Regions from separate parts of the Homo sapiens genome. Here region 1 is linked to region 2. Evidence: chromatin loops called from intact Hi-C (ENCODE). Cell type or tissue: prostate gland. All regions are shown on one strand. Each heading gives the region's core, and the rest is flanking DNA. Links, peaks and the distances in the headings are about the cores only.

What was found. Hi-C counts contacts between places; a loop is a spot of excess contacts. Peaks named below come from ENCODE experiments on the same cell type or tissue, not always from the same donor. Only the 100,000 strongest peaks of a DNase experiment are listed, where the experiment ranks them.
Region 1: a loop joins it to region 2, with 2.4 times the contacts of the local background. A loop is called at or near these places in 13 of 110 quality-filtered maps.

What each region holds. Positions count from the first base shown.
Region 1 is chr2:120,958,000-120,960,903 of GRCh38, forward strand. The region is part of intron 5 of GLI2 (GLI family zinc finger 2); the gene reads left to right. Among named protein-coding and RNA genes, the nearest start is that of GLI2, 220 kb to the left of the region's middle. RefSeq lists an enhancer at 1,906-2,405. In prostate gland, for the core only: no CTCF peak of the experiment used is centred there; a DNase peak (open chromatin) is centred at 1,642.
Region 2 is chr2:121,078,556-121,081,459 of GRCh38, forward strand. No RefSeq gene overlaps it. Among named protein-coding and RNA genes, the nearest start is that of TFCP2L1, 210 kb to the right of the region's middle. In prostate gland, for the core only: a CTCF peak has its summit at 1,816 (motif pointing left); a DNase peak (open chromatin) is centred at 1,806.

The DNA of each region.
Region 1 (2,904 bases), core at 301-2,800, 120 kb before region 2:
GGGCCAGCCGGGCCAGGTGGACTTGAGCTCAGCCCAGAGCAGCTGGGCCGGAGCCAGAGGGGAGAAGTAGTACAGCGAGCTCCAGGGCAGGCCTGGGTCAGGCCTGGCTGCACGGTGTCCTCCCTGTGGTAGCTGGGCTCAGAGGTGGTGACAGGACTGAAGGGGTGTGGAGTGGCAATCCCAAGCCCTGCGAGCTGTGTGGATTAAACACATTGACTGAGATGGCACATGTGAGCCTGGCCCAGTGCCTGGCATCTAGCAGGTGCTGGAATAATGCTGGTGCAGGTCTCTTTCCACCAGTATATCTTTCCCTCTTTAAATCCACTCACTCTTGCAGGATTCTGTATCTTCATTGTAGGCAGCTCTGTCCACCTGCTGCCTAAGCCCAGGCCCCAGGTTCTCCCAGACCTTTTCCTTGCCATCTCCCATCCATCCCATCCTGTCCCTCAGGCCTCCAAGAGTGGCGTGTCACCCCTCCCGGGCCAGACAGTGACATATCGCCCTCGTAGCACTGCTCCATGGCTGCTGCTCATCCAGCATCCCCATCTTTATCCTCTCCGCCATCCTGCGCTCAGCCCCTGCCACTTCTAGCCCCCTCAGGATAAAATCCAGACTTTAGAACCCCCGTCCAGAGGCCTTCCTCTCCAGCTCATCTCTCTCCACTGCACACTGGTCTTGCCATGCACTGCCCCACATGCAGGTCCCCAGATACCTCCCTGAGCTCATTCCTGCACAGAGTCCTGTGCACGGTGCGCTAGGCCTTCTCCTGAGACCCCACAAGAATCCAGCCCCAGGCCTTTCAAGCCACCAACTAGCTCCACTGCACTAGCGGGACCCAAGGCGCCCCCAACTGGAACTGGCTGGGACTTCTCCTTACGTATGGCCGATGGCCCGCCCTGTCAGGTCTGGGAGCACATCTGGCAAGGAGCAGGTCCTCTGTGTTTGTTGGGTGAGTGAGTGAATGAGTGAATGGCACTTAGAAAAGACCCTGGAATGGAAAGATGCGCTCCAGCTAAGGAAAGAAGCACTCGAGGAATGTAGCTGTTGGCTCACAGGGGACTGGAAGGGGCTGGGGAGCAACTTTGCCTTCCGGGCACTCAGCATTTGGCAGCCCCGGGGGCTGAGCATCTCTGGGAAGCAGCAGAGGAGTGCAGAGGTGAGCTCAGCAGTGGGCGCGAGAGCTCCCAGCCCTCCAGCAGCTGCTGGTTAACTCATCACACCCCACCCGCTGTGCCTTCTCCACCTCCGCCTTGGGAACACATCTGGCTTCAGGACATGGAGGTAACGGGGAAGCATCACCAGATTCCAGAGTCCACCTGAGGAGGGATATCAGTTTCTCCAGCTCCAGTATGGGGTGGGGGTGGGAGCATTTTTCTTATCCATGGATTTCAGGAGCAGATGCCTTCTTTCCCTTTGTTCCCAGTCAGTTACAATCCAAGAAAATCAGAGTAGTCCAGGATTATCTCCTATTTTTATTGCTACTTAATACATTTTTTCCAAAACCAGTTTCAACTAGAACCAGAACCTTCGCTTCACCTTTTAAAAATGCTTTCCGCACTTCCACTTAGCTCCGAGGCCTGTGTGGACGGTTACTCACGTATGTCTCTAAGAGACGCTGAACACAACACCTGGGCTCTCAGCCAGGCGGCTCGGGCTGGACCTGTCTGTGGGGTGTCCCCCGGCCCCTCCCCTCCCGTGAACCATGGGAGCTGGGGAGGTGTTTTCGGTGGGTGCCTGCTCCATGGGTCTGTGCCAGTCCCTCCCGGAAAGCTCCAGACCACACAGCAGAGAATGTGAATGAGCGTTTCCACTAGGTTTCTTTTTGCTCAAATCCTCACTGAGAAAATTGTGTGGGCCATCCCTGGCGCCAGCAGTGCAGCTCAGGAGACCTGTGGAAGGGGCCTGGCTCTCTCTGAGGAATGTGTGTTCACACCAGGAAGCCCCCATACACATCATCTTGAGCATGTGAGCTCTGTGCAGGCGCAGGGGGCCTGGAGAGCTCATGGACAGCCAAGGAGAACAGGCCTTCTCTCTCTGCCTTTCTCTGTCGTTGTGTCTCATGCACACACGCTGGTTGATTCGGCAGGTGTTTATTGGGCACCTTCTATTTACCAGGCTCGGTTCTAGGTCTAGGGACGCAACGCATCATGAGCAGCACACAAGCCCTGCCTTCCTGGTGCCTGAGCTCCAGCGCAGCCCTGTGTGAGTTCCTGGGCGGGACCAAGAATGCCTGTCCCGACCTGACGCCCCTCATACCCCAGCCTCCTTTCTCAGCACCTTCATTCATGGTCCCAGAGGAGGGAGCACTGTAGGGGAGAGAACTTTCCAGAGGTTTTGAATGTCCAGCCAAGGCATGGAGAGGGCTCTGCCAGGCAAGAGGGCGAGCAGGGAGAGGTGGGTGGGAACTCCATGTGGGTCCTCATCCTGCAGGGCCTTGTCCCCAGTACACCGGTTTGCAAACCACCAGCCCAGTTTTTACCTTAGCTGAGTGCCACCTGCACAATTGTGTATTTAGTAATATTTTTTAACAGACTCACCTTTTGGGGTTAAATAAATGGTTCTTCAAATGGAACTTTGTATTTTTTCTGAAATGGAAAACCTAATCCCTGTCTGAAGAGGATGTTCCTGTCTCTGTCTCCATCAAACCTAAAGTAACCTCATCTGGGCCATGTGTGGCCCTACATTTGGGAACACACTGCAGTGGTGGAAGAAAGGCCAGAAGCTAGAGAGGCCTCTACGGGGCTCTTGTGGGATTGGAAAGCCAAGCCCTGCGTTCCTCCCAGGGCACTGAGGCCAGGGTGCCGGCAGGACAGAGGGATTTCCCAGGCTCTGATGAAAACCCACCCTCCCTGGTCTCCCAGTGGTGGGTGAAGGCCCATTTCCTCTTGTTTTTAAAGGGGTCCT
Region 2 (2,904 bases), core at 286-2,785:
GGGTGAGTCTGTTTCCATCTTTACATGTCTAGGAGACTCTTCCTTAAGCTACAGGGACAGAATGCCCAGATACCACCCTAGTCTGATCATAAGCAATGCTGACTGCAGCCAGCTGCGGCTGCACAGGACCTATTCCTGTCATTTCAGACGCTTCCAGAAAAAACAGAATCTATTAGATTTTAGGGTGATTGTAGCTGCAAAGTTCCAATGTGTAGGGACTGACAAGACGCCACCACTGACAGTGGAGGCCGCAGCTTCCTGTGGCTCCTCATTGAATGTGTGTCCGGCTCCGAATGCAGCAGGTCCACAGGTCACAACTCACTGTCCTGGGGACGGCGGCCTGACTGGTCCTGCTTGGTGAGTGGTCTGTCTGATTAATTCTGGTAAAGAAAGAGACCGCTTCAGTTTGCACTTTGAATTTTCCCTCCTACTGGTTACAGCTCTGGTGGGACAATTAACCACGTGCTGTGTTTGCCGAAAGTCTCTGTGGCACGATGCCAGGCACATGCGGTAGGGGTTGGGTGCTCACTGGCTGCGTGGCTGAACAAGGGCAAGATGCCTGGGTGGTGACTCTGAGAAACTCCCTGTTTTGTCCCCCCCGCCTTTGCATTCTGGTTCCTGCAAGCCCATCCCTCCCCATAACTCTGATAAATGGCCAGGCCCCTTGAGCAGAAGGAGGGGCATTTTCAGTGCACTGCAGGGAGCTGTGTAGGGCCTTGTTCTGCCTGACACCTTTATTAATCGCTCAGCCAGGAAGATAAACAGATTGTTAATTAAATTTGCAGATGTTGCTAAATTGGGTGGTGTTCTGATCGTTCAGTCCCCGGAAGATAGAATGGTCCCACATCGGGCCTCCGAGAGATCAGGCTGGGCCGATGCTAGGCCACAGGTGCTTTAGTGCGTGGGTAATAGCAATGCACTGATTATGGCCAGCGTTTGTTGAGCATTTACTGTGAGCCCAGGAATCACAGGTCTGGATTTCAGCTACTCACATGCTGGGGGCTTTGAGCAAGAGTTTTGCCCTCTCTGGGCCTGGATTTGTTCATCCGTGCAAGATAGGGGTCCCTCACAGCTGTGGCATTCATGAGCTTCAGTGTTTGGGACCTTGCCAAGTGGAGGCAGGGGCCCTGTTTTCCATTTCAGAGGGTGATCAGCGCCCACTGTCCCCGCACTAAGCTCTACTCTTTTGGGAAGTAGAGAGAGTCTTGAGTCCCGGATCTTGGGGTGGGGGGATCTGGGGGATCTGAGGGGTCTGGGAAGGCCTGATGCCTGAGGATCTGTATCTGTGTGCAGAGTCCAGGGGTCTAGGACATTGAGGGGCTTTGGGGCTGTAATGGTTCCTAGGAGTGTAAAGAGTCTAGAAGGATCTGAAGACTGAGGGCAGTTTGTAGGGGTTTGTAGAGTCTAGGGGTCTGAGGGTCTGGAGGGTAGGAGGGATAAACGGTTTGGGGTCCAAGGACTAGGGTTTGGGAAGCTGGAGGTGTTGGGGCCTGGGGGATCTGGTTCTGAGAGTTTTGGAGGCTTGGAGGTTATGGAGTCTGGGGCTTTCTGGAATTCAGTCTTAAGGGTCTGGGACTCTGGGATGGTTTGAGGACTTAGAAATCTAGCATATGGAAAGTCACAGGGTGTGGGGGTGCAGAATTGGGAGATGAGGAGTCTAGGAGACAGGAGTTTGGGGAGAGTCTGGAGTCTCAGTCTTGGTGGTCTTGGGAAATCTGGAGCTGGAAGTTTGAAGGTCTGGGATCTGACGGAAGAGAGCCAGGAGCTGAAAGCTGAACGTGGCCAAATAGCGCCACCTAGTGTCCATTTCTCCACATTACAGCCAGAAAGGAGGTGGCCTAGGTGGGCATTTCTGGAAACCCTGAGGGCAGCTGTGCAGGGAGGGGGCTGAGCAGAATCTCTAGGCTTACAAACTTGCAGTGTTACGCCCGCTCCTGGCAGAGAGTGTGTCCATCTTGTTCACTGTGACCCAACATGTAGAATAGCACCTGACATGTCCTAGATGTGCAATACTCTCTTCTTAAGTGAGTAAGCAAGGGAAATTCAATTTGAAAGTAGTTCACCTGACAAGGGCAATGCTTAACGCACACCCCAGTGTGAGCATACAGACACGCATGCCCACCAACAGCCAGCATTCATGGAACACTTATATTGCCCCAAACAGCACTATGATGTAGGCACCGCTGCCATCACCCTTTCACTGAGGAGGAACCTGAGACTTCCCACGTGAACGCTGTGCCCTGTATCCAGGGGAATTACAGAAAGTCTAGACCTGCACTGTTCCAGACGGTGGCCACTGACCAGGTGCAGCCAACAGTGGCTAGTTCACATGGAGATAAGCTCAAAGTGTAAAATATGCACTGCATTTCAAAGACGGTATAAATACAAGTAAAGGACCACATTAATAAGTGTTTATGTTAAACGCACGTCTACATGATCATTTTTGGATATGTTCTGTTGAATAATCAGTTTCTTTTTCCTTTTAAAAATATGGCTCCTAGAAAATTTAAAATGACATCGATTGCTGGCGCCCTACGTCTCAGATAGCGCTGGTTTAAAGTGAGTCACTGATCACTGGTGAATAAGACTCAAGTCTTGGTGGTGGGTGGGTGGGGACAAATTTCTCCAGGGGTGCCTGGAGGTAATGGGGGAAGCCTGACTGGTGGATCTGCGTGTGGGGGAGAAATTAGTCTAGGAGACAAGTTTAGCCAAGGAATGTCCCACAGAGTAGAGTCCTTGAGGGACCAGATGTCAAGTGCCTCTTGAGGGGCTAGAACGTAGGTCATCAATACAATCTAACACTCCTACCCCCTACTTCCTCTCCCTCTCCCCTTACTTGGGCCTTAGGGATAGGTAGAGAGTTGGGCAAGGAAAACTCATTCCAGGCAAAGATGTTGGGTATGG